Linked DNA regions of Mus musculus: all the other regions are linked to region 5. A link is a loop called in an ENCODE intact Hi-C map of the cell type or tissue named here. Cell type or tissue: heart. All regions are shown on one strand. Region 1 overlaps Aopep (aminopeptidase O). Region 2 has its middle 9.3 kb from the start of Gm40981. Region 3 overlaps Fancc (Fanconi anemia, complementation group C). Region 4 overlaps Aopep (aminopeptidase O). Region 5 overlaps Aopep (aminopeptidase O). Region 6 holds the start of Gm16907 (predicted gene, 16907).

Region 1 (5,000 bases), 110 kb before region 5:
ATTTCCTCGTTAAAGCAACATGTTAAGTTGAATTTAGTCCAGAGCAGAGATGTGGTGCTCTGTTTAATGTATGCTGCCTTTCTTAGCAAGTGTGTAGATTTGTGTGAACTCTCTGGAATAGCCAGTGTGGTATACCATCCTTTGGCTGTGAGGGCTCAGAAGGGCTAGTTGATCCCAAGGTAGGTGTTCACTTGAGTGGCTCTGACCTTCAGATGGAGGCACCTCTTGGCCACCAGCAGTGGGTCCTTTATTCTCTCTGTAAAGTAAGTCTGTTGCCTCAGAGAAGGTGATAGAAAACCTTTGTGGCAGCTAAATTATGTGACTCCTGTGAACTTCCAGTAACACTGAATTAATAGTGACACCCTCTTTCTAGCACACGGGAGAATGAAATTTGGCTTCTTCACATTTCAGGTTCAGAGGTCAAAGCAGCCTAACGGGAGCCCATGGTACCTGACTGGGAGAGATGCTGAGCAACTGTTCTCTTCATCTCTGAGTTAGTGTCCCTCTCTCAGGACAGCAGCAGCAGCAGTTTCTCCATCACTGATTGGCCCCTCTGCCTCTCCTTATGTGACTGAAATGTTTGATGGTAGTCCAATAGATTTTAGCAAAACTATGGTCCTTTGTTGTTGTGGGGTTTTTTGTTGTTGTTGTTGTTGGGTTTTTTGTTTGTTTGTTTTGTTTTTTGGTTTTTCAAGACAGGGTTTCTCTGTATAGCCCTGGCTGTCCTGGAACTCACTTTGTAGACCAGGCTGGCCTCAAACTCAGAAATCCGCCTGACTCTGCCTCCTGAGTGCTGGGATCAAAGGCGTGCGCCATCACTGCCCGGCCAAAACTATGGTCTTAGGATGAGCAACTAATACCAGTAAGTCTCTGAACCTTTTGGGGACACTTTTGTCCTCAAGTGACTTCATTTCAGCCTTGATTGGCAAGGGTAGACAATCCAAATGTCATCTATATTGGGCTGAGACACTATTTTGAATTCTGTATATGTCTCAGATTCTAAGAACTGACTTTAAGCAGAATCATGTGGCTTTGCACTAAAGACACAGCTGAGTCATAGGAAAGCAGGACATGAGGACATGTCCTCACAGTAACTGGACACGGGCCACCCTGCCTGCTTATCAGACCTTGGCAACCGTGAACCCTGTGACAGTTGCCATTCGGGTTCCTATTTCTAACTCATGCAAAAGTGAGTAAATACTATGAAATGCCACATTAGCATATGGTTAGGTGGGAAACCTGAGAACAATTAAGTAGAATGTGGTCCTGCATAATCAGTTACTCATGTGGAGTGGCTAGGGTTGGGACATCTTCCAGCTTCTAGTGGAAAAAGACCAAACAAGCAAAGTCAAGCACCTCGGTGTTTCAAGTTAACAGAGGACAGGTGTGCCCTCTGTGCCCTGCTCCCATGCACTGTGTGCTGCAGGCTGCTGTAGTGCAGAACTGGCACTGGAGCTCTGAGTCCCGCAGGCCCCTCCTCTGGCCCAGGGCTTCTGGATGTCAGTGTGTCTGAGAGAGGTGCACTGTTGATTCTTAAGACCCCTGCTGCTTCTCAGTACCTCACGAACCAATCATTAGCCACCAGAAAAACAGGCCAAGAAGTCAGCAGTGAAAGCCTCACTTCTGTACTTTTTCAAAGTGCTTAAACTTCTAACTTGATCTTACATATATTTATCAATTTGTTGTGGGAGGCATATGTGTATGTTGAGATCAGAGGACAACTTTGGGGTTGTTCATTTCTCTCCTACCATGTGGATCCTAGGGATCAAACTCAAGCAATAAGTACCTTTATCAGCTGAGCCATCTTGCCAGCTCTGCTCTTAGCTGTAAAGCATGCTAAATTTTAATGTTTCCATAAGTCATCTAAAGATCCTGCTGAAATGCAGATTCTGGTCCAACATTTGGGGGCTAGGGCTGGGGTTCTTCTATGATTGTAAGCACCTGTGAGTTCAGAACCTCCCCTCGACATGTGTTCAAGCTCTCCAAAGACCCAACTCATTTCTCCATAAGTGTGTGATCGCCATTTCTTGCACACATTCTTGCATTCTTGGCGTGGGGTACAGACGCTGAGGAAGCCTCAGTGTGAGCAGTGTCCAGAAGGTAGGAAGGACACTCCCAAGGCTGCCTGCATCTTCCTTTCTCCGGTTATAGGATGGTGACAGGGTAAAGTATAGCGACTGGTTATCCTCTTCTAACACGCGTTCATCGAGGACTAGACACAGGAAAGTACTGTGTCCAAAAGACAGATGGGAAACAAAATTTTCACACACATGCAGCTGTTGCCTACAGTCAGTCATGGGGGCAGAACAGCGTCTGACAAATGTGCAGCTCCCCACACACTCCAGCCACCTGTTTACAGCACTTAGTTCAGATAGATCCATTGCAATCCAAGTAGGTAAACGTTTAAAATATCTGGACCCATTTCCCTTTTCTTTGTCCAAAATAGTTCTCTCTTCTGTACCTTTAGTTTTATGTCCATAAACCCAGATGAATGCCTTTCTCTAAAAGAAAAGAAGGTGAAATAGGCTGATCTGACTGGAGGAAGTCTCACAAGACACACATGAATCCACTGGTATGGAAGAGTCTTGTGTCTGGAGATGCTTCCTGCTTCCCTGAGGAGTGCTCCTAATTTTCATTTCAGGGAAGGAAAACAGAGACCCCAAGGGTTAAGCCCAGGCCTGAGATGATGCATTAGAACGAACCTACAGCAGACCCACTAGTTCTTCAGCAATTATGATATGTGTCCTCTAGGGTCCTGGGCATCATTTGAAGCAGTTTTCTTTTTTAATTAAAAATAGTACAACTATTATTGCCAGGGGAACAAGTATATACAGAGACCAGAGGAAAACTTTGTGGAGTTGGTCCTCTCCTTCCACCTTTGTATGACTCCAGAGATCAAACTTGGATGGCCAGACTTGCTGGCCTTTACCCAATGAGGCATCTCACTGGGCCTTGTAATCATTTTTAAAAAGCAAAACAAACCAACACAACACAGGCAGATTGTGTAAACTCTGAGCCTCATTGTGCCTGCTCTGCTCTTTCCTTCAGTCTTTGTTAGAAATACACCTAGGTGGCGCTGCTCACCTTATTTGGGAACTGGAAGCATGAGGATCAGGAGTTCAAGGCCAGCCTGAGCCATATGAAACTTTTCTTCAAAGAAACAAAAGTAAATAAGAAGGTGCCTCTGTCTGTGTATGTCATACCTCTAAGAATTATATTCTGGCCTGTCAGGGTAGCATACACCTTCTAGCACTCAAGAGGTAGAGGTAGGAGGATCCAAACTTAAACGTCAGCCTCAGCTACATCGTGAGTTTGAGGCCAGCCTGGCCTTCATGAAATGCTGTCCCCTGACACCAAATTGTTTCGTAGTTAGGGGTTATCTCAGTGGTGAAAATTTTCTTAGCATGCCCTAAACATACAAACCAGTAAGCTCCAGGGGCGCCTCTAGGGATCTCAATTGTCTGCTTCTGACACATTTTCTTACCCATCTGACTCCATCTGAGTTCTATTACGACGAGGCGTTGGAATTTTTGTAGAACTTTTAGGACGTTGGACAGAGTTGGAAGTTAGAATCAGCATGTGTGTCAACTGTCAGGCTAGTGTAGCTGCGGGGAGGTACTGTCCCCAACTTTGTGAGCATAGTACATCTCTGTTTAATATTGCATGATCTGTGGGTTGCTGTAAACTCAGCATGAATTGGAGTGCTGATAGAAAATGAAGGGAAGCACTTTTGCTTTTGTTTTGAATTTAGCAAATTAGTATGTTGACATTTGTCCCTGATGGGTTTCATTGTTTGCCGAAAGGAGTGGGGGGGAGTTGACAGCATGAATGGTGAGTCCTGCAGACTTCTGAGAATTGATAAAAAGCATCTTTGTCCACTGCACAAAAGCACAACAGATATCTTGACAGACATGTTACAAGGGGCAGCTTGTGTCACTGCAGAATAAAACAAATCATGAAAATCTTCTCTGCTGGGCACACTTTTGTACCATTTTGATTTCTCCTTTAATTTCTGGTTATAGTCATCTTTTTGCAAATGGAGGGCAGTGAGTGGTGTTTTAGCAAGTTTAAACCTTGAGTGTCTTTATGTTGTATGTGTATATATAAGTCAAGTGATTTCAAAACACTATAAACTCAGTTGTGGGGGAGAAATTGCCTTAATGACATCCCATATCACCAGATCTCAAGAGGGTCATGGGGGTGGCCTGCATGTGGGACAAGGAACTAGGAGTTGCATACAGAAGAGAAAAAAATATTTTTAAAAGTTTGGATTTACTCAAAACAGAGCGAAAATTCCCATTGTCCATCATCCCTGTAGTTAGATTTGGGGAACAGACTCCTATTCGCATGTCCTTTCCCTCTACATGTCATCGAGCCCTTCTCAGGAAGCTGCTCACATCATATCTTTGTTCAAACTGTATTAAAACATGCATAAAACATACTCAGGAAAACATAAGTACACAGACACACACATACAGGATTTCCAGTAAGAGCCATGATGAAAAGCTATAAATAATGGAATCTATTAGCTATCAGATAATAACACCCATCACTAACAACTGCCAACACTTACACTAATGCAGTCAGACACTGAGAGGAACCATCCATCACCCTTGTCATTTTGTCTGGGAGGAGGAAGCAGGTTCTGAGGGCAGGAGGGAGCAGGAGAGAATGCTGAAGGAGGTGGAGATAAAGCCAATGGCAGTCTGGACTTCACACTGAGAATCTAGGAACTGAGATAGAAAGGTTGGTCACTTAATAGACAAGGAACTTCCCTGTTGAGTGTTTCTCCTCCTAGACTGTGATCTTCAGATCAGAAGGCATGTCCCTTCTTCTCTTTGTCATGTTGCCAGTGTCCCTAACACAGGCCTGGCCTGACACTTAGAAGGCAACCAGTAAATGTTTCTAGAAAGAATGAGTGGTTCATTATCATTGTTCACCTTCTGCCCTAACTGTCCAACTCTTCTGGTACCAGAATGTAATCACCTTGTGCACAAAGG
Region 2 (5,000 bases), 320 kb before region 5:
CTAAAATGTTGACATCTGGAAGTGTGGTATGTGCATGTGTGTATGTACAGCTGTGAACCCACAGAGACTAGAGGAGGACTTGGGGTATCCTATCCCACCACTTACTGCCTTGTGTCCTTGATATGGTCTCTCTGGTGAACCTGGAACTAACCTGGTAGCCAGGAAACACCAGTGATAATGAGCCTCCTGCTTACAGCTCCATTGTGCTGGGATCACAGGCGCACATGGCCACGCCCAGGCTCTTAACATGGTTGCTAGGATGGTAACTTATGTCTTCATGCTTGCACAGCAAGCAGCCCACATGTGAAAGCTTTGAACTGCTTCTTTGAGAATATGCCTCATTTCCCTAAGTCCTTACCTACCCTTTCAATACCTCTAAAGCCCCAGGTTTTGAACTTAATGAGACCTTAAATGGGCTTGGTGAGGTTATTACTGCCTCTAAGTAAACCTCACAGCTCCTTCATTCAACATGGAAGACCTTGGCTATATATATATTGGGTCATTTTCAAATGACGTATAGGAGTCAGACTTATACAGAGCAGGGAGAGACAGAAGGGTAGTGATAGGCAGTCTTACTTTACCTTTTAAAATACTGTGTATCTTCTGAGGCTCTCTCAAGACTGAAATAGGCCCAAGTGTTTTCTCTCGGTTGAAAACAACCAGTTAACGATGACCATGTGTCTCAGAACTAAGTAAAAAAAAAAAAAAATGTTTTAACTAGGTGCTTGATAGAAGCCAAAAAGCAAAAGACAGTCAGGTAGAAATTGCACACCCCAACATTCTCTTTGACCTATGTCCTCCTTTCTTTAAATTTAAGGATTTTTCTATGAGGCTGAAGGCGAACACACTAGGCACCTAGATCGGACACACTAGGTAACTAGATCGGACACACTATGTGCCTAGATCTGAGCACTCACCTCTCTGACAGGTACACACCAAGAGCTCACACTTATCCTCACCCAAAGCCTATGCAGTTGGTATCTCACTCTTCACTGCAGAAGACAACACACATTCCATCCACAAACAACCAATTACTAGCTCAAGGTTAAAGCATTTAGTAGCTTAAACAGGATTTGAACCGAAAGCATGTGTAGTTTACAGGGGTCCGCCAAAGCCACATCCTACCCAGAGCCTCAGATTGAGATGTCATTTGGAAACAATCTTCATAAATGTGCCACTGCATTCTGCAGTGAGATAGCCCCTAGCTCAAGAGACAGTGTCTTTGGAGGAGCCACTGATACACAGAGACACCACCTGATGGAGGGAAATGCAACAATTACAGCGACTAAGATTGTTGGTCACCCATAGACTAGACAAAAAACAGATTCTCCTTAGTCTTCAGAGAACATGACTTTTTGGACAATTTGATTTCAGACTCCAGAACCATCAGTGAATTTCTGTCACTCTAAGCTACCCACTCCATGATCCCAAGGAATGTGTCCTAAAACCAGGTTATTCTAGGAATTTTGGAAAACAAATGGAACTTACCAAATGCTCACAGCCCTGTGTTCCAGGACCAGTCACTATAAACTATGAATGTTTACGTTTTCTCCCATTATTTTTGACATCCATCCTATTAAATTCTGTTTCAAAAGAGAGGCTGGAAACATGGCTCAGCTGGTAAAAGACTTGCCTAATATACCCAAAGCCCTGGGTTTGATTTCCAAAACCTCACAAACATAGCACGATGGTGCATGCAATGCTAGTATTGGAGAAATGGAGACAGCTGACTAGATGTTCAATGTCATTCTCAGCTACATAGTGAGTTCAAGGTCAGCTTCGCACTTCTTGAGATTCTATCTTAAAACAAGAAAATAGTAATCCCTTATGCGTTTTCTCTCTTGGTTGGTGTGCAGTAAGAATGTTTTTAATTTTCTGCATATGACTCTTTAAATGGTCACCATCATCCTGATTTTAGCTCCTTGAAAACAGAGCAGGTGGAGACCATAACCTATGCTCTTTGGTTTGGAACCCTGAGGCTAATGACACAGCTGGCCATGGAGAAATCCCCAGGAGGTGGCAGTATGGGTCATGAAACCACCAATCCACACAAAACCCCTGAATTACAAGCCAGTGACTCCTCTGGTACAACCAGCAAACCTGGGCCTTTCTACACAGCACTGGAAACAGCAGCCAGATCATGAGAGAGAGAGAGAGAGAGAGAGAGAGAGAGAGAGAGAGAGAGAGAGCGAGCATGTGAGGTGATTGTTTTCCAACCTTGTGTGGTCTTTTATTCTTGTTAAAGAGGAAAGCCTTGAATTAAAATGCTAACCTTCATTTAAAGAAAGCTATGGCTCAGACCTTGGAGATGTTTGTTAGCGATTTCAACATGTCAATATCACCTCGCTATCCTGTCTTCTGTTGGTCTAAGAGTTCCAGGCAGAAACCTCTTAGTGTCAGTATTATTTAGATTTATGAACAATAGTGAGGACCAAAATAGAGAGATCACAGAAGGATGGAAGAAATGGCACATGGGCTCTTTTTAATCCCTTCAAGTTCATGATCCTCTTGGCCTCTGTCTTCAGAATGCTAAGGTCACAGATACACTCACTATGCACCACAATCTATTTCTTCAGTGCTCACTGGCTCCATGAGCCTCAGGTTCCCTTAACTCTCTAACCGCAAGAATCTTCATTTGTTTTAGCTTTGTTGTTTGCTTTGTTTTGTATGTATAGCATGTCACCTTGATTCGCAATGTTGTATGTAGCACAGCTCAGGAGAGAAAGTGACTTAAAAAACTACAAAGTAGAAGTTGTACTTCAGAAATACTGTTTCCATAAGTGTAGTCTAGGTGTGAGTGACTCTTAAGCACCATTGGATTATAGTTACCCACTGTGCCTGTTAAAATGTGGCTTGGTAAGGTCTGCCCTGGGGTTTCTGGTTCAGTAAGTCAAGGGTGGGGCAGAAAATCTGCAGTTGAAACCTACTCCCAGTGCTACTGTCACTGTGATCGATAAGGACCTCAGAGAGTTGCTTAATGGAGCTATGTCAGGACAAGTTGGTACTTGGGACACAAAATTTAGGAGTGTTGTTGTTGGGAAATGCTGTCCTAGTCTTCCTCTCCTGGGTGTTGTCATAGATGATGTCATCATACTAATCATGTCATTTCCAGCAGAGACAGTAGTTTCTTTTTAATTGTGTGTATGAATGTGTCTCTGTGTGGGTATGTGTGTGTGAATGGGAATGCCTGGAAGGCCAGAGATTTGATTCCTTGGACATGGAGTTACTGGCAGTTGTGCACCTCATGTGGGTGTTGGGGACTGAACTTGGGTCCTCTGTGAGAGCAGCAAAGCTATCTCTCCAGCCCCAGCATTTTCTGACTATGATGCCAGTTTCCCCCAATGATCTTCCCTAGTGGAAATGAATAATGATATCAACATAGTCTATAGGATACCTTTAAAGCCTAAAGAAAAGCTCAGTAAAGGCCAGGCCCCTGACTCAGAAAACTACAGGACATGGTTGTGTCTGGGATATCCCTGGGATTTCAACCCCTTGCCAATATTCATTTCTCTGTAGTATTCAGCTATTCCTGATATAATATGTACTTGTAGAGTGGGCTCATTTCTTGCTCGCTGAATGCCTTGGTCAATACTACAAGATACCTAAGATCAGATGACTTATGAAGAATAAGGTTTATTTAGCTCAGAATTCTAGAAGCTGAGAAGTCCAAGGTCACAGCACCAGTATCAGCTCGGCATCATGTGAGGGCCCTCTTGTTCGAGAAAATCTATGCTGAATAATAAGACAGCACAGGATGTGTGCTAAACCAAACATGCTAGCTTGAGTCATGTGTCTCTTCTTTAAAAGGTGCAAACTGAATCCTGGGGGTTCCACACTATGACCTCATCTAATCCCAGATGCCACCCAAATTCCTGAGCATAGGATTTGGAGACACATTCCTATGTAGAGGAAATTTGGGGGACACATTAAAACCTCACCGCCCCTATGTTTCCCCTCACCCCCCCAAATGTGGAGAGCAGAGACTTGACTTAGATGTTCCAGTGGGGGGCCAGTAAGAGGAGTACAAGAATTGGGTTGGGTAAGGGATAAGTCCTGGCAGTGTGTTCTTTTCCTGACCACTTAGGATTTTGTGAGGCACAAAATATAACAGAGACTATTTAATGCCTGCCAGAGTGATTTAAGGAATGTGTCCTCATTCTGTCAAAATAAACACCACCTATTATGAACTCTGAAACCCTGGTTGGTGTTTGAGGAGGGAGGCCCTAGATCCCCGATGCCCTCCTAACCCAATCAAAAGTCATACAATTTAAGCAAGAGTCAACCTATGCCCATGAACATAGAGTTGGAGAATTGACGGAATGTTGCTGGGTGAGACTAAGAGCGAAGATGGTCCATGAAGAAGCAGAAAGACTCTCACTGTCCCCTAAGGTTGGCTGAGGATTAAATAAAGAGGGAAGGTCCGGGTCTTTACTTACAGGCTGGGCTTCCTAACTACATTTTCTTTTGGTCCCACTAACTAGGGACCCTCCCGCTAAGCATGTGTGGACATCATAACGGGGGAGGGGTGGTGGTGACTGGTGACCATCTCCCAGCTTGAATGGAGTCACTCTACTGACCTGAATTTGGCACTGGAGATTCAGATTATGTGACAGAATTTGTCTGCAGTCATCCCTGTCTTTACTGCACTCTGAAGCTTCTGAGTCTGCTACTGTGGCTGTGCACATACCATACAGTCACCCCCTTTCTGTTTGTTTGGTTCAGCAAGTTTGGTTTTTGGCTTTTTGTAACCCACACATACTTCTTCTTTTTTTTTTTTTTTTTTTTTTTTTTTTTTTTTTTGGCTTTTTGAGACAGGGTTTCTCTGTGTAGCCCTGGCTGTACTGGAACTCACTTTGTAGATCAGGCTGGCCTCGAACTCAGAAATCCGCCTGCCTCTGCCTCCCAAGTGCTGGGATTAAAGGCGTGCACCACCACGCCCGGCCCACACATACTTCTAATGCACAATACTCTAGCCTGTGGCTCCCAAGTGCTGGCATTAC
Region 3 (5,000 bases), 83 kb after region 5:
CTGGACCCCAGCTCTCTCTGAGAGGGCTTTGTGGTGTAAGACATATTGACAAAAACCTACATCTTATAGGCAAAGGAAAGGAAAGGACTTTGTAAAATACTTTGGAATTCTGGATAGTCTACTTACCTAAAACAGATCTTTCTCAAGTATAGGGAAAGAAGCCACAGTGGCCACAGCACAGAAACATGAGCCCTCCTCTATCCCCCTCTTCCTGTCACAGGCCATGTCTACAGACTGTCTCACCAGAGGGAAAAGGCTCCTTTATGCTGCAGAGCTGAGTCATTCCCTCCACAGGAGCTCACAGACAGTCAGAGATCAACACCAGTGATTACAGACATGGCCTTGGGAAGTAGACTGGCAGATGAAGCAAAAAAGACTAGGCTCTAACAATAGTTTACCAAATCTTTCAAAATCTTTTCCTTTGAGGGGAAAAAAAAAAATCTTCCCTAAATTGCAAGGCCTCATCCTTCACGTAATCCTGTCTTCTGTCCAAGGCTGCATGGAGCAAAGGAGGAAAAACAAACAAGGGCACTGTTGTGTTCTGGCTTAGCCTGTCCCTGGCAGCCTTGGCAAAGCTGTTATCAGAGGCGGCCTTCGTTTTCCTCATTCCTAGGAAGCGAAACATGTTCTCATGTAAACCTACACACAGACTGGACTCCCGAGAGCTTGAGTGGACAAGCGCATTGTGTGTCCAGGAGGAAGAGAAGGTTAGCATGCTGCTCCTCTCTACCAGTCACTACAACAGAGGCAGAGGTACCTCCGCTCACCTTCAGGGTGCTGGGACAGCGCTGCAGCAAGACATGGAGCACCGTAAGGAAAGTAGGTCCTGAGGGCAAACGTCAGCTGCAAGAGTTAAAGAGGAAATGGCATGAATGCTGGGGCTGAGAGGAAGTGAGGATGCTGCCTGCCTCAGCCTGTGACCCACTGTACCAATACATCCTCAAACATGTTTATAAGCATGCTTCCAGTTATCTCATAAATAGCCAAAACAAAAAACAAAAACAAAACAAAACAAACAAAACTCAAAAACATCTTTAAGAGCCATTTTCTGAACTGAGGGAAATGATATGATCTTCCTGCCATTTTAACTGAGGTTTCTCCTCACAGAAGCCCAGCCACAAACATTATCTTCTACTTCAGAGAGGGCTTAGACCCTTGGACTCAGGATCTCAGTGTGTCGTTCATGACAATGAAAGCCTCTAGCAAGCAGCTCTTACGGTGAGAACATGAGGCTGGACTGACTTACCAGCATTCCCCCATGGCACAGAGGGTTTGTTGTTGTTGTTGTTTTTAAATAAAATAAAAACAAGACCAGGTAAGGTCCACAGCATCTGAGGTACAAATGCCATATGTACACAGCTTGATAATCTCGAGTGAGTACATGAATCCACCTGACCAGTACTGCATCATGACGGAGAACACTGCTATCACCCCAGGGGACTTCCCTGTCACTCAGAGTCAACCTCTGAACCCTAGCCTGGCAATCAATATTTTTATTTCAACAGGAGAGATCAATAATTATATCACTTATTCCCAAAGTTCTTAGAGATACACAGGATGTGCACAGTTCTGTCCCTGGTCTTTGTGGTCTCAGGACTCCTGCTCAGAATGCAGGACACACTAGGGTTTGCTTATATACCACTATATATGAGTGCTGCCTGTTGTACGTTACTAGAATTAAAGCTGCTACTGACATTCATGTCTGCCTTTGTAGACAGGGCTTACTATTTTCTAGAGTAAGTAAAATGGAAAAGGTGACTGAGATAACTTTTCAGGGCCACCAGAGTTCCATTCTCACCACCACAGGGTGAGAATTACCTGCTAATACTGGGTATTCTGGAACTCACTGACTTTAGTTGATCTGGTTGGTATGAAACATTATTTCACACATGCTTGCTTCTAATCTCTCTGTGTGGCAGGTGATGCTGAGCTCCGTTCATGTGCTCAGCGCTAGTTAGAATAACTTTCCAAAGTGTGTGTCCATTAAGCACCGGCTGATGTTGTCTATGAAGCTATGAGACATAGTCTTCTAGCTTCATATGAATACTGCTTTCCCTCCAAGCCACTGGACAACCTGTTCATCTTCAAAGGCATTTATCACCAAACAGACACTACATTTTAAGGAAGTTCAATTTATCCATTTTTTAAAATATGGTCAATATTTTTTTATTGTTTGTTTATTGCATTGTTTCTAGAAAAGCTTTGATTATCCAATGCTTAAAAAAAAAGAAAAGCCAAGTGGTGGCGGCATACACCATCGATCCCAGTACTCAGGTGGCTGAGGCACATGGATCTCTGTGAGTTTGAGGCCTGCCTGCTCTACAGAGTGACTTCCAGGATAGTCAAGGCTACATAGAGAAATCCTGTCTCAAAAACCAAAAGGAAAAAAGAAAAAGGATATAAGGATACATCTTCTCCTAAGGGCTTTATAGCTTTGACCTTTCTATTGAAGCCTACAGTCCATCTCAAAGCACTTGTGTGCTTTCTGAAGCAGTCCATAACCACCCCTCGCCCCACCTACCCCAGTAAGTTGTTTTACACACTCCCTTACTATGCTGCTCAAAGTTCTTGTACATGGGTCTGTATCTGGACTCTGTTCCAAGTGTCCTGCCAATCTCTCACTGACTTAATTACTCTTAATGTGAGTCCTCTGGTTGCTTTCTGACTTTTGCAGGTCCTTTTTATGTCCAGCTAAGTCTGAGAGTCAGCCTATGCATTTGCATTTGAGAAAGCCTGCTTCAGGGGCCAGGGTCTTTCATAAAATGGGGGCTTGATTCCAAGCCCTATAGAGGGATCACTACTTGCCTGTAAGGAACCAGGGAGCAGATGTGAAGGCTCTTGCTCATGCCTTCTTAGTGTTGTATCTGGGGCTGCTTGGGGTGCTCTCAGCTAACTAGCTTCCAGGTATTTGATGTGGGACTAGACTTGTCCACTTCTTCCATCAGGTTTGCTTCATGCATTCTGACCCAGGCCTGTTGTGACTGACATGGCATGGCTTCAGAATGCATGAACTAAAGTTCTGTCCCTGTGAATGCCACTGTCTAAGCCTGTCCTCGAGTCGCTGCCTTCTCTGTCCCTGAGGAGCAGCTGTGTGTCCTTTCTGTGCAGCAGCTCTCCCTCCTTTCACCTCCAGCCCTGCCTTTGGAACGGGGTGTCTGGAAGCAACACACTTGATCTTGTTTCAGATCCAGTCAGACAGACATGCCTCCGTACTCCATCATCTCATTGTCATGACGAATATCCCTCTAATATGTTGGGAATGATCTATCTTTTAACATGGTTTTTGGTTGTCCCATCTGCTTCTTTCCTTCACTGGACTATGTTACCTACCTCAGAAGTCCTGGAACCACCTTGAGTGGTGGTCCCTTGCCCTACTGTCCCCAAGGCCTTAGTGAGAAGTGGGCAGAGTTCCTATGCTAAAGCCCCTCTTGTTCTTGTCAGCTTTGTCAGACTCTTTTAAAAATACTCTGTCCCATGTGAAAACTCCATCTACAGGGGACTCAGCACAATCCACTGTTGGTCTGTTCAGCTGCTGAACCCCATCCTGGCCTGTGGCTGCCTGTACTGTGTCTAGAACTGCACAAACTGAGAAAATGAGCTCAAGCCCTTGACTGCTGCTGAGCAGGGCACATTGGCAGTGCTATCTCATGCTGCCCACGTGGAAGTGTGGTGAGAAGACAGAAGCATGCCCGATAATCCCTGACTATGGGACGTGAGTGGGTTAAGAGAGCACCATACTTGGCAATCAACATGGTTGGACTGGTGAGACTGAATTCTGTACCTTATAAACAGATACAAGGTGACTCTTGCTATCCCACAAATATTCACCATAACATGTTTATAACAGACAGCAAATATACAAATAGCCCAAATGCCAGGAACCAGAAAATGGTTATATTGTGCTCCATTTATGTAGCAGACTGCCACAAAGCCACCTCTCACCACAGCCTAACCGAGCAGGGAAACTAGGCCCAGGGATCCTATGTGCTTCTGTGTGTCTCATAAAGGGCAGACACGACCCCAGCCAGAACCCTTTTGCTGTCCCGTGTGGCTAATCAATGTATTTTGGAGAAACAGGAGTCAGGAATGCAACCTCAGCGTGTGTTTACTGAGGCAGGCAGAAGAGGGGCACACAAGAGTCAGCACCACCAGTGGCTCAAGTATCGTCTGAAGGTGGCTTCACTGCCATGTATGTTATTATCAATAAGTGAAGCAAAGGAGAGAGGGTCAGCATGGACTAAGCAGGACAGCATCATGACCGGGCATAAAGTGTGCACCTGAGTCAGGGGGAGTGAGCCAGTCATACACAGTTCAGTAGGTAGGTTGTCAGGGGCAGCATCAGGATGACAAAATAAATTATTACATGTGGATGTGAAGGCTTTGCAAAGTCAGGAGACGGCTGCTCCCCTGTGTAGAGTTAAAGGCAGCTGAATCCTTATCTTGCCTCAAGCCAGGGCCCAGTGTGTGTCACTCTCACCCCTAGACACATGTGGTCAGCAGACACTATCCTAAACTAAAGGCACCGTTACTCCAGTACCAAGACCAGCAGAGACTTAGGGCAAACCCGGAACAACACTCAAGTCAAGCTGAGGAAAAAGCTTCCTCCTGTCCTCAGTCCCAACTTGGGCATCCTGGGAATCCAAGGATGATGTTAGTTGAAGGCCGTTTGCTCCCTGGGGAACCAAGAGTATGTGAGAGAGGACAGCATACGCTTACAGCTGTGCTCACAACAGTGAGTACCAGCCAGTGCATTGGCCGAGGTTTCCTCCCAGATGCCAGGCTGCGTATGCTCCATCTATTTAACTTCTCCAGGGAAAGAGGGATGGTAAGAATAAACCATGCAGGTTTATAGTTGCCCTAGAAAGCAGAAACCCCTGCTAAAACCCGAGAGACCTCTACAGCCTTGGGCTGAGTAGGATTTTAGTAGGTTGAGCACCTGAGCTCTGCCCTTAGTCAAATGGCAGACAGCATCACAGGGAATGAGGCCACAACCCACAAGA
Region 4 (5,000 bases), 130 kb before region 5:
TCCACTATGTGGGGGTCCTATAAGAACTTATAAGGTTGTCAGCCTTGATTCTGATGGCTAGCACCTTTATCAGCTAAAATATATTGCTACCCCTATTTCTTTGGGAGTTTTGTTTTATTTTTAAAACAAACTCTCATTCTGTAGCTGAAGCTAGCCTGAAACTTGCTATGTAGTCCAGGCTTACCTCAAATTCATGATCTTCCTGACTCAGCACCCCCTCCCCAACCCTCTTTGCCCTGCCTTCAGTGCTGGGGTCACAGGTATAAGCCACTATGACAAACTAAGTCTTTAAGCTGTTGTGGGTAGTTCCATTTTGAACTTCTTTATGTTCTCCCACAGTCTCCAGATTCTGGGAGCAAAGCATTGTGCTCACAAATGCTAGCCCATTCAACCAAGTAAGTTCTTGGCTTGTTTATTAAATAATGGGTTTAAAAACACACGGAGAAAAATCTCCATGGCCTGTTCTTCAAGCTGTTTCACAATGTAATGGTAAGATTTGGTTTGGGTACATGTGACTGAAAACTCAAAATAACTTAGAAATAGGAGTTTAATTATTTTCCCTTGTGAGATTAGAGACAGAGAGGCCAGGCTGTGGTTCTCCACTGTGTCAGAAAGCACAGTGCTTCTACCATCCTAACCTATACTTTTTATTCTCAAGATCAACTCATGATTCTCAATGGTTGTCAAAGCTCCAGCCATTGTCTACTTATTCTATCCAGCTAGAAGATGCAAGGAGCTTGCATTGCCTGTCCTTAGGAGGTTCTCTAAGCTGCTGTAGAATATTTGTCCATTTGTTTTGGTGTTTCTGGAGGTTGAACCTAGGGCTTCAGGCACTCTAAGCGAGCTAACAATGAGCCAAGGCCTCAGAGTAAATACCCTGCCAGTACTTTGGCTTATTCAGTCTTAGTGCTACTTAGCTGCAAGGGAGGCTGGAAGATGAGTGAGGTTGCAAGAGAGGCTGCAGTGTGAGTCCATGAAACTTGGAAGTACTAAGGCATTACAGGGAAACAGCTGGACTCTGGTGAGAACAGTTTCAGTGCAGAGAGCAGATGGCTAAACCAGTTCTTGCATCTTCTGTGTGCTCAGTGGGATAAGCAGAGAAAGCAGAAAACAAGACAATCATTGTCTTTATTCTAAGGAAATTTATAATTTGAGGTGGATAGGCAATAAACAAGAGAACAAGTAACTGAACAAGGGCTCAATGAGAAAATAGCAGGTGCTTATAGAAAATAAGTCTCATGGCTTTCCCTGGATCAAAACCAGTTGGTGCATTGAACATCACTAGAGTTGCTTATTCGTGTGTTAGGAGTGCAGTTTTCAGCAGAGCTGTCTGCTTTTGGACTGTGCCTTTTGCTTTGGGGGATAAAAATACACTAAAATTGTTTTTGCTGGGCCATTCATGAGGTCTATTTACATTGGGGAATTGTAGCCAGGCATTTCTATAAAGTTTTTTATCTGGGCATGTTTATGTTAGGTTTTGTTTATGTAATATAAATGCACGTTTTCGGCAGCCATTGATTTAAACATGTGAAGGTCATTATGAAAAGTGTTGTTAGTAATAGAGGAGACTCCCAGTGGCATGTGTTTAATGAAGCAGCATGATTTGTAAAATATCCTGAGAAATGTTAATGTTTTGGATTCTTTCCCAAGGGAGGACTTTTTATTTTCTTCCACTCTGTATGCAATGGTCTTTGATTTTATAGTAGTCTGCCGTAGTATCAGACTTTTGCAGAGAACTTTTTGTTTGTTTTAAACAAAGAGCCATCGGTGACACTTACTTGGCTGTGGTTTAATGCTCTTGGTAGTAGTTCACAACTATCTCTGCAGTCTTGGACTGAAGTGGTTGAGGGCTAGAGGGAGACTGTTCCATGGCTGTGTTGACTCACCTTAGTGATTTTCTGGGGACTTGCTACAATTTTCAGCAATTTAGATCTGTAGTTTATCATCTCGGTTATGGTGAAGACCAAAGTCTGGAGAAGAGAAAAGTCCTTAGATAAGTCTTAGGACTGTCCCTGGCTTTTACACGTGAGCAGCATGAATCAGCAGCAGGAAACTGTGCACTGACAACATATTCAAGCCAAACCAGGACTTGGGGGAAAACAGGAAATTTGACCAAATGTCTCTGCCTAGTAACAGGTTCTGTGTGTCTTTGTTAAGATCATCACAGCTTGTTTTAATTCTCTTTAACTTCCTCTCCAAATTCTGATGCTCTGTTTCTGTACAGTTTCTGTGTATCCTTCATTTAATAAGCACTGTGCTTTAAACAGACTGCTTTTCTGTAATAGAGGAATTTCAAGCGGAGGGAATCTATTATGGAATTGAAATGTGTCTTAGTCCATAGGCACTTTGGTGTTAATAAGTTGCTAATTAATAAGCAAAGCTTTGGCCATCATGGTGGCTAAACAGCCTCTAAGCCCGCTGACTGGTAGCATGGCTTGATGCTGTGCACAGTGGCAATGCCTGGGCTGAACACTTTTGATGCGCTTCACACTGTCTTCCTTTACACTTGGACTTTTGTTGTCACTTTAAGAAACTGTTCCTGTTTAATCCGGGACAGCTGTGTACAGTTGAGAATGTGTGCCTTGGTTCTCACAGAAATCTGACCTAACAGACAGCTGTTGGAACTCCTATATGAAAATCTCTTCTAGACAGTTTGTGCTACTGCTGGACACTTTCCAACCACAGATTCTACTTGATAATAACCACCTTGAGGGTGCAAACCAGCAGAGCCGTGCTTCAGCCCGCTGCCTAGAGGAAGATGGCTGATATTGCACATTTTACATTTACAGGTTAGGGCCGGTGCAAATCACCACGTAGTTGGAAAGTAAGAAACCATAAGTCCATAGACAGAAATCCTTCGGCATGGTAATCTCTACTTTCTTTGCCATGTAACTGGACCATAGCAGGAAACCACTGGCTATGAAGCAAGAAGCTGCCTGAACCAGGCAGCCCAGCTACACAAAGAACCATGTGGCTCAAGAGAGGATCTGGACACAGAATCCATTTTAAAGTTTCCAAAATGAATGTCAGGAAGCACAGTCACTGGAATGAGCTCACTGGCGTGTTTTATTTTGAGAAATGTGGGGCATGCCCATTATGAAATGGGAACCTGAAATGTGATCCATCCATCTTAACCAGCCCAGGGCTTTATTCAATTCTTCAAGCCTTAATCCTGTTAGCTCCACGCACAAAGGAAGCGCAGGGCTCCTCTCTGATGACTCTCCCCAGGCCTCCTGGCATCTGCAAACCACATTTTGAATTTTACAAATGAAGCTTATTATTTGATTATCAATGTGAGTAGCCGTGGTGAGGCCGCTTTCTAGATGAATATTCTAGACTGTGTACTTTGAGAAGAAGCCTTAGAAGATGATGGTTTCAGTAACTTCCTAGAATTGGAGGATTTTTTTTTTAAAGGAAACTTATTTGACTAAGTGAATTTTAGTGTGAAGCACATCAAATGAATGACTTTAAACCCTAATTTTTGGTTTTCAAATAAAAGCTATTTGTTGATTTAAAATGTAACCAGCACCATTTATAGCTTTTTTTTAATACTGTATTTTAAAAAGTATGTGCTTAAGGGGTTTTGAAGAGTTTAATGATTCATAATGAGATTATAAAATGAAAAGTTTTGGTTTTTTTTTTTTTTAAGTTACTTTCTCCAAGTAATTCAGAAGGCTAGTGTGAAATTCTTTAGACTTGCTCATGGCTGTAGATCCTTTGGCTGTAGATCTAACCCAGCAAACGTTGAGATCTGCTTCCGATGCTGCTGGGAGCTAATCCACTGAAGTGAACATGAGCTAATGACACATTAGGCCAAATTCTATTATCTGCTTTTCAGCCGGCTGCTGCAGTTTGATTAAATTTAGTTCTGAGGGCTCAGCTTTGAAACAGCCAAGGGCTCTTCATTGGACTTAACAAAAACTTTCCCCCAGATCTGAATTATTTTAAACCTCCTTTGCTTAGGGGACAGCAGCCATTTCTTTCTGTGCATCAGGAAGTGTTTACTTCCCTTCTGGTTAGAAGCTTTGGCTCTTCCAGGTACTGGGCTGACAGTACTGCAGCGTCTCCATGCCGCTGTGGCCTAGACCTTGTAGTCATTTGGTTTATGTAATAGTCTCACAGGGTGTTTGCTTTTAGAGGTCATATTGCCTAATATTTGCAAAGGAAAGGGCTCTTCCAATTTTCCTATTGTGCACTTTATGAATATTAAAAGTGGAGAAGTTTGCCTCCTACTCTGATAAATAGTTTTGTGCTTCTGTCTACTTTCTAATCTCAGAGAGATACCTGGCCCTTTAGTCAGAATTGCTGCATGCTCCCTCCCCAATACCTAGCCTTGGAGTTAAAGTAGAGCTATGCTCCCTGGAGAGCTCCCTCCCCACCCCTACAGGCTCTACTGTACTTCAGATCATCAAGGGCCGTTCTTTTGGGGTACAGACCTGGCTTCTCATGCATTGATACATTGACTTATCTGGAACTGGGTAATTTAAACCAGTTCCTTTTCATATTAAACATGTTAGGAAAATCAAAGCTATAACATCAGGCCAGCCAGAAGAATGAGTGGTTGGACAGTAATATGTTTATAATATAAATCCTTCCTATTTTCTCAACTCATGCTCCCCTAGCTGTCTTGCATTTTGGCAGGCAGAATACTTGGGAGGTTGGCCCTGTGGACACCAATTTATGAATTTGTTGATCATTTGTTAAGTAAAATTTCAAAGCTGCAAACAGACAAACTCACTGCTGTTTAAAACCAAAATCAGTACTTCAAGAGATCCATTGATGTAAAATATTCTGGGAGCTGGGGCTCATTTCCCCAGTGAAGCCACTTGGAGGCTCTGGGAGGCTTTACCTTCCATTTACTCAGACAGTCAGATATAGTGAACTCTACCAGAGTCAGAGGCATAGCAGACTGGAAGGCAGATCTCACCAGCTTCACTTCTGCCAAGGGATAGAATATAGTTTAGAACATTGCACTTTCACGCTCTACAGTGCTATGTCAG
Region 5 (5,000 bases):
GTAGTGGTTTTAAAGAACTTGAAGCTGAATTGGATGGCCTTCCCTTCTAGGAGTGCAAGGACATCTGGTGTGCCCAGAGATATGTGTTTGTGTGGTATCCCCACCTCTTTTCCCCCCCGGCTAGCCCAACAGGCACTTTCCCTGTCACACCTGGGAGAAGAGTCTGACAAGGAAGGCAGGCACTGTGCAGGACCAGGTGAGCAGTCAGATCTGTGACCCAAGGGCATTAGAGTGCAACCTGAAAGGCACAGGACCTAGGGGATTACTGAGGTGAGCGTTCATGCCAAGTCTGGTGCTAGGACTTGATCCTGTTGCTGGGGGGCCTTGAAGTAGGTCGCTCACTGTTGATTCTGATAAGTTGCCTGGCTTGTACCTTAATACCCAGCACTCAAGAGGCAAAGGCATGAGTTTAAGGCTAGTCTAGTCTGCATAGTTTCAGGACAGCCAGGGCTGTGTAAAGAGATCTGTCTCAAAATAAAATAAAAAGGAAAACAAAATTTGAGATGTCTGCTGGGCCACAAGCAAGTTAACACATGTACTTTCTGTGCCCCACTGTGCATGTGTCTGCGTTCACTGGTCTAGCAAGACTGAAATAAGAGTGTTCATGTCAGGCATGCATGTTCTAGACCTAGCTGTTGTCTGCCCCTTTGTCTTCTTTGTCCTTGCCCTCTCCCCTGATGACCAGATGTCCTCTCTCCATGTCCTCCATTCCTCAAATGTCCCCCACTTGAGGCTCTCAGAAGTCAACCCAGATCAGACCAAACTGGACTGGGCTAGGTGGATCTGGCCGAATGGTCTGTGGACTAGATCCGAGTGACTTCAGCTAAGTGGCCGGTACTAACTATGCTAGGACTGCAACGTTTTCCTTCCATGGGTGGAGGCGGCTCTTACTGCCTGGTAAAAACAGAACTGTTGGGATAACTTGAGAAAGGAAAACAGCCACGGCAGGCAGCAGGCCAGGATCCGAGCTGTGTGGAAAGAATGCCATTTTATGGGAAACATTTTGTTTTACCCTTAAAGAAATCATCTCAGGCACTAAATGATGGGCATAGTCTGATGGAGCTTGAAATATTAGCTGAGAGTTTGAGCCAGAAAAGCAGTGCAGTGAAGTCTGAGCTGTGAAGAAGCAAATGGAACAAGCTGAGTGACTTTGCCACCTCACCCTGTGAGTGACTGGAGTGCTTTCCTAACTGCCCTGGCCTCATGTCCTGTCTCTCTCTGGCCATTCCTGTTATCAGGAAGCCATCTTTAAGGACTTTATGTACCCATCTGAAGGACCATCATTCTTCATTCTCCCTTTTACATCTCCACAGGATGTCCCTTGACATCCCTTTCCATGTTGTCCTAGCTTCCTATCTCTGCCACGGCTGTAACCAGATTACCTCAAGCCCGTGTCCTCTCTCCTGCTCCTGAATTGTTTCCCACCCACTCTGATGTTCTTCCTTTCTCTGTTATTTCAAATGCTTGTTATTTAGTCTGAGTAAATTTGGCTACAAAAAAACGAGAATGTGCATAGCACACAGACTACAGTCCTGGGCTAGCTCTGTGGGGCTGGCTAGAGCTGTGATTCCAACAGTGAAAAGAGTGTGTGTGTATGTGTGTGTGTGTATGTGTGTATGTGTGTATGTGTGTGCGCGCGCGCACGCGTGTTAACTGTAATAGCTTTTGCTACATGATCTATTATTGACTTTGGAAGAACACATTAACTTTTAAACATAAATTGTGTATCACTATTATACAGTAAGAATTAATATTTTAAGGTATGTACATGAAAATAGAGTTTAGATAACTTCATTATTCTAAGAACTAAAATATATAACACAATAGCACCTTATGCAATGGTATATTTTAAAGACAATGCACTTGGAGTTTAAAGAAAACTCTCTATTGTAAGATTCAAAAGACTCCGACTTCTTGATTACTGCACATTTAATAACTTAGAGAAAACCCCCTTTGCCATTTCCATTTTAGCCTTTGTGTGCATGCTGAGATCAGAAGTATTCATAGGCTGGCTTTCCAGCCACTGGGGTGACTCACAAGCCATCCTCTGTGTCTGGTGTATCTGAAGCAAAGGTCCAGAGGGTGGTGAACCAGCCTTTGTGAGTCATAGTGTCACCGAGAGCCGACACTGTTGACTTCTGTCACAATTTGGAGCTTACAATTTTCTTAAACTCATAGTGATGTGTCCAGGTTAAATATAAAGACTGAACAGGGGAGTGAGGCACATGGCCCGAGCTGTTCATGGCCCATAGCGGCAAGTAGTCAGCTCTGTCTCTTCTCCTTCTGATAAAATGCTAAAGTTTGGAGCAATTTAATCTGTTTTTACAACACCTTTCTTATTACACACTTGACTTGGAGCCACAAAAGCAGTGGTGATCTCTGTTGGGGTGAGAATGCACCGTGACTTTTAAGTCTGTGAATTCAGGGAGGTCTACATTCTGTTTACGCCTTTGAGACGCAGTGTGCACTTGCTACACTTCTGCCGTGTGTGTGTGTGTGTGTGTGTGTGTGTGTGTGTGTGTGTGTGTGTGTGAGAGAGAGAGAGAGAGAGAGAGAGAGAGAGAGAGAGAGAAAGGGAGAGAGAGAAAGCGAGCGAGCGCGAGCGCACCCAGAATGTTAAAGGTAGGTGATTTAGGCTTGAAATAGTTTGTCACAGTGTTTGTCTTTTGTGACATAAGTCTTTTATATTCTGTTGTAATTCTGGAAACCAGTATTTAAGATTTTTGTTTTGTTTTAAAGTTACTTAACTCTTTACTGGACTCACAGCAGCCAGTGGCGGCTGATAGACTTCAATCACTTGTAGCCCTGGATGCACAAGCCAGTAGTAAAAGCAACCCTTGAGAGCTGGGAGCATGCAGCCAAGTGCCCACAGTTACTGGTAGCCACTCCCTGCACCCAGCAACCTGGTGGGTATGGGTGGCTGCCCTTATACCTGAGGCAAGGCTCCCCTGGAGTTTCCTAGGCATGGTGCCCTTGCCTCTTTTAAGAGTACTGTTGCTTTGTGAGAATCCATAACTAGTCCACACTTGCCGAGCTATGGTCTCATACAATAGCTTCATTGATTCTTGATTTCCATAGAAAAGCTTTATGGGTTCTAATGAATTACCAGCCGCCCTTCACCTCCTCAGAGAGTGTCTTTGTGTCCTGGGCCTTGCCTTTGGAAAAGGACTTATGTGAGTGATGGGTGCAGAGTAATTAATGAAAGTTGTTATGAAGCAACCAAGCCGGGGAGGGTTGTGTGTGTGTGTGTCTGTGTGTCTGTATGCAGTTTACTGTATTGCTTAGATGCTTAAGTAATCCTGTGTACCTGGGCCTTGTTTCTATACCTCTTCCTACCCTTGTATTTATAATAAATCTTTAACAAATACAATATTGAACATTCTATATCCAAATCTCATGTCAGATCAAATCATGCAAGATCTTGACATTTTTGCTCTCTTTAAGCTGGACCAAGAGAAAATTGCTATATTTTGTAGCCTCAGGAAGACAGTCTGGTTTGTGTAATGTTATACCATTAAATTTTCATCTGTTCCCTAGACTGATTCTTTTTAAGAGTCTACAACTTAAAACCAGAAGAGATTCTGACATCTCTGTGTGTTCTGAAATCCCTGCCAGCTTTAAACTGGTCTAACAGGAAAAATTAAGACCATGACCGGCTGCCCTCAGCACTTACTCCTAACAACAGTCACCCGCTCGTCCCCACGCACCTCCTCACAGCCTCTCTGAGTGGAACCATTAATGCACCCATAGCTGACACTTGCCGAGTGTCAAGCCCAGTTCTGAGTGATTTATGTGCAGCAGCTGACGTGAATGTCCCACTGAAGCCCGCCACAACCCACACAAAGACAGTGCAGACTGCATCGGACACTCTGTGTACGTTGGTGCAATATTAGCTAGTCAAGTAACTGCTACAAAAATAATGCTTTGGGCAGTATCCTAAAATTCTTAGTCCTCAACCACCAGCACAAAGCGCACATTTCTAAATTGAGACAATCTCAACCAGCATGTATTTTGAAAACACTTGAAAGTATGCTGATAATTACACTTGTGTTGATTTCAGTGTGTTTGATGCCAGCCACCACCAATTCTTTCCTGCATCGAAAGATGAAAGCTATTTTCATATAAAACATAAGAGTGGAAAAGGGAGGTGGGAGAAGAACATTCTTGTGGCTTTTTAGTTACTTTTATAGGCAGCGTTAATTTCATTCCTGTGACAGAATGCTTTCCTTGGCACTCACTCTCATCTTAGGCATTTTAATGAGCTGCTGTTTTGTGCCTGTGCTCATATGGCACTAATAAGATGTGTTATTTTTAGTAGCACCTACTGGTGTCACCTTGGGTTAGGACCTGTCATTGTTTCCATTAATTATGTGTTACAGCAGGCGGACACTTGAGTGTATTCAGCCTAGACGTCAGCCAATGTGTATCTGATATATATTCAACCTTGAGAGCCCCGCACTTGGAGAAGACCACATGTGGCCTCACAAGTATTTGTGGCATTGATTAGATGATGAAGCTCACAGTGGTATTTACGTTTGCAATCCTCCATGATGCTGCAATTAACCAAAAAAAAAAAAAAAAGCCAAAACAAAACCTTTTATCATTTTGTTTAAGCTTGCTATTTATTTTGTTCTTTACTGGTTTTCCATGAAGATTCCCTGGCTTTCCTGGAGACAGTCTCTTTAGTGTCTTCTAGAAGGAGGGCTTAGAGGTGGGAGAACCTGAGGCTGAGCCTGATGCTGGCCCCTGGGTTTGCTTTCCTCTGAGAACCCCTTTACCCCACAGGCCGCAGGCAGGCAGGTTTGTGAAAGTCCTACCTCAGTTTCACTTTCATATGAACTAGTGAGTTGGTCCTGTCTTTTGGGGGGGATTTGGGGAAACGTCTGATTTGGCTCTCCAGGGTATTTTTTATAAACACCCTCCTTTCTTTCGTATCGATTGTGTGATATGAGCAGGAAGGAAATTAGACACCGTTTCTGTTCCTTCACCCTTTATCATGT
Region 6 (5,000 bases), 51 kb after region 5:
CTTCAGCCTGGGGCAGTGAGGGGCCACCAGGGCTGTAGGCTTGCCCCGCTAAGGACTGTCTGCTCTCTGTAAGAAAAGAGAGAGCAGGTTCTTGGTAGTCATGTGTCCAGCCAGAGCACAGACACTACAGAGTCCGGAGCCACTCACTCAACTTCATCTCCAGGAAAGACTCTGAGTTGGCCTTTCCCTGCCTACCTACGCAGGCTTCCACCCTTCCCTTGGCCTCTGCCATTGGCCTGGCCTGACCATCTGGGTGCTATTTCACACTAAGCATTTGCTAACTCCAGACTTGATGGGGATTCCTAGCAAAAGCTTGAGATGACCTGAATTTTAGTTGCTCTTTAAATCATTAAATTTCAACTCTACTAAAGTGTAGTTTTCCAAGTGTGGCGGGTCACACCTATAATTCCAGAACTTGGGAGGCAGCCTTGAGCTACACTGAAAATTCTGATCAACCTGAGCTAAATAGCAAAACTATGTCTAAGAGAACCCAAGGAAAGTGCAGCTAGATCATATGGAACACACACATAAACACAAATGCTAAAACTAAAAGAACAGAGTTGAAAAACCGTAGGAAGAATAATCAATAAATTCAACTAGAACCATTCAGAAATGCAAGCAAAATCACCATGGCCGCAGTCAAGATGACTCTGCTGAAAACACTTGCAGTTTAATCAAGAGCTAATCTTCCTGACACACAAAACATTCCTCAGACAAATGGAGGTGGGATTTGTAGGGAGCCAGTGATCCAATAAGAAGGTAAAGGTTTGCTAACTAACCAGACTGAGAGAGAGAGGTTCCACCTTCTAAGATGGATGCTGCCCTCACAAGGAGCCCTGGGGCTCCAGTTCTATGTCCCTGTTGGCTGGCAGCTCTTCTAGAAACAGCTTTCAGCTCCTTTAGAGCTAGTTGGTGTGACAGTGTCTTCTGTCCATTCAGTTTCCCATAGCCCTGCTATACCTGCAAGCTGTCCTCACTTGTCAGAGGCCCATAGCCCCAGCAGTGGGAGTAGCTCAAGATGTGTGAAATGCAAAGATAGCAATTTGAATCACTGAAGGGCCTTTAACAGTGTCTCTCGGAATGCAGAGGTGCCTGCTGCTTGGTCTGGGAATGCCGCAGCATCCAATTGAGCAGAGCAGGAGACAGCACACACCTGGGTTATATGGTGCTGTAGTTGTCTTTCGCCTTTACTGTTACAGGGACCATCCCTCTGAGTGTTGAGGCTCAGCTTGTGGAGTATTGAGTCCCTGCAGTGTCAGTCTAGGTGGGAACTTGAGTCAAGGTGTCGCCTCTGAAAGGCACCAAAGTCTGACCTGGAGGAAGGCAACCCAGCCGTCCACTGGTGGCGCTTGCACTGGGGAAGCAGGTGTTAACCTTGTTCTATGAGGAGATGGGTTGTGGGTGCTTGCGAGTTTGGGAGAGAAAACTAAGATAATCTTTGTTGCCCTGAGAACTAAAAAGAAAACTAAAAGTGCTTGCGTGAGTGGAGACTGGGGTGCAGCATTTCTGTGGTGTCGTTTAAACATCCTGTCTTTGGAATACTGGAATACATGCAGCCCTTTCTGATGAAAAGGCTGTTTTGTCCTGCTCTCTGTGGGGTGGGGGAGACTGTCTGTCCTTCCTGGATGCCATGTTAGCTAGCCTTCAGGGGTCAGAAGATCGGCTCTCTCATTAGTCACGACAATAAAGCGTTTCTAACTGTAAGAGGAGTGGAAACGCTGACTTCATGTTGTGAAAGAGCCTCTGTGACATGGCCTCCTGAACCTTCACATATCCCAGCAGGGCTGCTGGAGCCTCCTGCCCCCACCCGCTGGGGCCTTTTGCTACTCACAAATGGATCCTGGAGCATGCTCTGTTTCTTCTCTGTGTGTAAATAAGAGGAAAGCATAGAAAAGAAAATGAGGGACGAGAGCTGTAGCTCAGTGGGTAGAAGTGCTTGCCTAGCATAAAGTGCATGCATAAAGCCCTGGGCTTGAGAAACTGCTGCATAGCCGGACATGGCTCTGCACACTTGTAATGCTGCCACCTGGAAAGTGGAGGCAGGAAGTGCAAAAGTTCAAGATCATCCTTGGCTGTGCACCAAATTCAAGGTCAGCTCGGGCTCCGTGAGACCCTGTCCTGGATGTAGGGGAGCTACTTGGGGAAGTCCTCTTTGTCTGGCTTCTTGTTTCCCCTGCCCTCGTAGCTGATCCTAGGCCCCAGGCTAACAGACTCCCTGCCTTTCTTCTGTCCACTGGAATTAGGGACGCCCTGACTACATACATGTACTGTGGACTGCCCAGCAATCGATGGTGTGAAAGCCGTCCTTCCTCTGAAGAACTCTCTGCCTGATCTGTCCTCAGAGCCCGACCATGCTGCTCTCCGTCTGTGGCATTAATAACTGAATAAATCTCTTACCCAAAGAGTAGTTAGTCTCACTGTTTCACCCCAACCCTTAATCCTGTAGCTTTCTAAAGCCCTTTACTCTCAAAATAAAATATGAAATGTAATTTGCACTTTTAGAATGACAAAAGTCATAGCAGCGAAACAGTTTCAGCCAGGTCCGACACAGCTCTTGTATGTGTGCCATTATTAAAGGTGGGTATATGTATTTGTGTAGTTCAGCCAGGTCCTACATGAAAGGTCCTCAGAATACTCTCTTAGGTGTGCCATTATTAAAAGTGGGTTTAGGTATCTGCTGTTTTGTAGTTGAGAAAAGGGAGGTTCTTTCTCTGGCCTGACTGAGCAGGTGGCAGAGCAGTAGACCCTGGGGGACTGTCATACCAGGGTCTCCTGGCTAGCCCCAGAGCTCACAAACAAAAGGTTCTGTTGCCAGCTTTTGGGTGTGGCTAGGCCATTGAAAGACCTGGAATTAGGAAGAAAGGGAAAGGGACAGACTACCCCCCCACCCCCGCCCCTGGGACCAGATGCCCATCATCCTGGTGCTGCCCACTGGTTCTATCTGGTGAGCACAGGAGAGCTAATTCCTTATGGTTTCCTAGGGGCTCTTGATAAATTCTAGAAGTCTTGTATAGTAATGTGGTTTGCAGGGGGCCTAGCCAAAATGTCACCATTTATTCCTGACTGCAAAATGGATCAAAGGCAATAAAAACAAGGGTAACATGAGGAGACTTTAAATTTTACTGGCTGATACTAAAGCAGTGATGTAGCATCCACTGATTGGCTGGCTGCTTGCTGGGTAGAGTTCAGACAGCTTGCTGGCAACAGGTGTGGCATTGTACTCTGAGAAGCAAACAGGCAGAAGCACCTGGTTTAAAAAAAAAAATGAATGTGAGGGCTGGAGAGATGATTCAGTGGTTAGGAGCACTGACTGCTCTTCCAGAGGTCCTGAGTTCAATTCCCAGCAACCACATGGTGGCTCATAACCATCTGTAATGGGATCTGATGCCCTCTTCTGGTGTGTCTGAAGACAGCAACAGTGAACTCCCATACATAAAATAAATACCTCTTTTTGTTTTTTAATGCCTCGACACAGAGAGGTGGCCCTGCAAGGCTCTTGTGCCTGGTGGCTTGACCACTGTCTCATAGGCAGTGGGTGCCTGTAAGAGGTAGGGCAAGAGGACCCTGGCAAGTTCCTGCAGGCAAACCTTTAGAACTGTCTTTGAAAAGAGCATGGTCTTTCTACTAGGTGCACGTGGCACATGCGAGCGGACTCTCAGCAGGAGCTGCAAGCTCAAGAGCAGCCTGCTGGAGCCTCTCCATGAATCTGAGCAGAGGTAGGGACCCACCCCGGCTTGGTGTGAGCTCGGAGTTGGCAGCTTCCTACATACTGCATTTTAATTGTTAAACCTGGCGAAACGGAGCCAAACAGGCCGAGTACAGGCCCGACCCCCATCCCTGTTGCTCGTGGCACAGGGAAGCTGCTTCCCGAAGCTCTGTGTGTTTTCTACTACTGTTGGCTGACAGTCCTTGTACTTGGGAGTTCCAGTCCTCGATTTTAGGAAGAAATGAAATGCAACCGCTCGTTCAGCCACACTTCCTACACAAGTGCCCCGTGCTTTGGTGAAATTGCAGTACAGTCGCCCTTTATCCCCACACTCTCCTGGCAGAGGAGCATTGCTTACCAGGTTTCCTGTCTTGTTTCCCAGGTTCGCCATCGATGGTGTGAACTGGTTATTAAGCACAAGTACACAAAGGCATACAATCAGGTGGAGAGGTTCCTACTGGAGGACCAGGTGAGTGTGATCTTCCAAGAGATAGAAACTGGCCACCATTCCCAGTCCCAAGTTCTCCACATCCCTGTCAGAACAAATTATCTGAAGGAGTTTCAAAAACTTTGAAGGGCTAGTTAGCATCTGAAGATCACTGGCAGCTGTGAGCTGATGCCCTCAGTGTCCTCACAGAACCCCGTCCTCTGTCCTGGCTGTGGACGGAATGTGGCATTAGGTGAGGCTTACCCTAGAACTCTCAGTCCAAGGCCATTGCTTAGCAACACCATGGGTCCATCCAGCTTGTAAGGCTCTGATTGCAAGCACAGCACAGCACATGTGTGAATCACATGGGAAACCCTTGGGTCACCTGTTGGGAATTCACACCATGTCATACCCATGCCAGGCCCTGCCTAGCCTGTGTATTCTCTCCTTTTAAGAATGTCCTAGGAAGCAGTCTCCTGCCTCAAATTTCAGGCTCTGTGTGTGTGTGTGTGTGTGTGTGTGTTTGTGTGTTTGTGTACGTACATGTATGTGTGTGTAACCTCATGTGCCACCTCTCTGGTTTGTGACACATTTTGGGGTCATCCTTCAGGGTACCTCCTCTGATGTTTTGTACCTCATGACATGTTTCCACATGACCTCCCCCATACTCTGTCCCACTCCCAACCCCAACTGGCGCCTCTGGCTAGCCTGTGTGCATACTGTGGGCTGATGGGCTAGAGCCACTTTGAATGGGATGGAAAGTGGGGGTGTGGTGGACAAAAGGACTTTTGACAGAGTCAAAGTGAGGGCTGGTTTTTCCCATAAAGCAAAGGATGTGACTTTTTTACAGCAGAAATGTCACATTTG

What was found. Hi-C counts contacts between places; a loop is a spot of excess contacts. Peaks named below come from ENCODE experiments on the same cell type or tissue, not always from the same donor. Only the 100,000 strongest peaks of a DNase experiment are listed, where the experiment ranks them.
Region 1: it touches region 5 in a loop (1.9-fold over the local background); 2 of 42 quality-filtered maps call a loop at or near these places.
Region 2: it touches region 5 in a loop (2.4-fold over the local background); 5 of 42 quality-filtered maps call a loop at or near these places.
Region 3: it touches region 5 in a loop (2.5-fold over the local background); 21 of 42 quality-filtered maps call a loop at or near these places.
Region 4: it touches region 5 in a loop (3-fold over the local background); 5 of 42 quality-filtered maps call a loop at or near these places.
Region 6: a loop joins it to region 5, with 2.5 times the contacts of the local background. A loop is called at or near these places in 5 of 42 quality-filtered maps.

What each region holds. Positions count from the first base shown.
Region 1 is chr13:63,133,899-63,138,898 of GRCm38, forward strand. All of the region lies in intron 5 of Aopep (aminopeptidase O), which reads left to right. Gm30409 (a long non-coding RNA gene) reads left to right here. Exons shown (of 2, transcript XR_003950671.1): 1 at 1-179; 2 at 412-615. Among named protein-coding and RNA genes, the nearest start is that of Gm30409, 4.1 kb to the left of the region's middle. In heart, a CTCF peak has its summit at 3,086; a DNase peak (open chromatin) is centred at 1,123; H3K27ac peaks cover 320 bases.
Region 2 is chr13:62,924,638-62,929,637 of GRCm38, forward strand. No RefSeq gene overlaps it. Among named protein-coding and RNA genes, the nearest start is that of Gm40981, 9.3 kb to the left of the region's middle. In heart, a CTCF peak has its summit at 2,006 (motif pointing right); no DNase peak of the experiment used is centred here.
Region 3 is chr13:63,324,784-63,329,783 of GRCm38, forward strand. It overlaps Fancc (Fanconi anemia, complementation group C), which reads right to left. Exons shown (of 15, transcript NM_007985.3): 11 at 768-843. It also overlaps a transcript of Aopep not described here. Among named protein-coding and RNA genes, the nearest start is that of Mir3074-1, 26 kb to the left of the region's middle. In heart, no CTCF peak of the experiment used is centred here; no DNase peak of the experiment used is centred here; H3K27ac peaks cover 1,205 bases.
Region 4 is chr13:63,110,124-63,115,123 of GRCm38, forward strand. All of the region lies in intron 5 of Aopep (aminopeptidase O), which reads left to right. Among named protein-coding and RNA genes, the nearest start is that of Gm46422, 18 kb to the left of the region's middle. In heart, a CTCF peak has its summit at 2,754; DNase peaks (open chromatin) are centred at 2,048, 2,728 and 3,978; H3K27ac peaks cover 1,031 bases.
Region 5 is chr13:63,241,686-63,246,685 of GRCm38, forward strand. All of the region lies in intron 13 of Aopep (aminopeptidase O), which reads left to right. Among named protein-coding and RNA genes, the nearest start is that of Gm16907, 53 kb to the right of the region's middle. In heart, a CTCF peak has its summit at 2,067; DNase peaks (open chromatin) are centred at 126, 826, 2,115, 2,871 and 1 weaker place; H3K4me3 peaks cover 1,214 bases; H3K27ac peaks cover 2,357 bases.
Region 6 is chr13:63,292,770-63,297,769 of GRCm38, forward strand. It overlaps Aopep (aminopeptidase O), which reads left to right. Exons shown (of 16, transcript NM_001289926.1): 15 at 4,089-4,175. Gm16907 (predicted gene, 16907) reads right to left here and starts at 4,378. Exons shown (of 3, transcript NR_045794.1): 1 at 4,065-4,378; 2 at 1-66. In heart, a CTCF peak has its summit at 3,439 (motif pointing left); DNase peaks (open chromatin) are centred at 1,742, 2,062, 3,773 and 4,407; H3K27ac peaks cover 1,638 bases.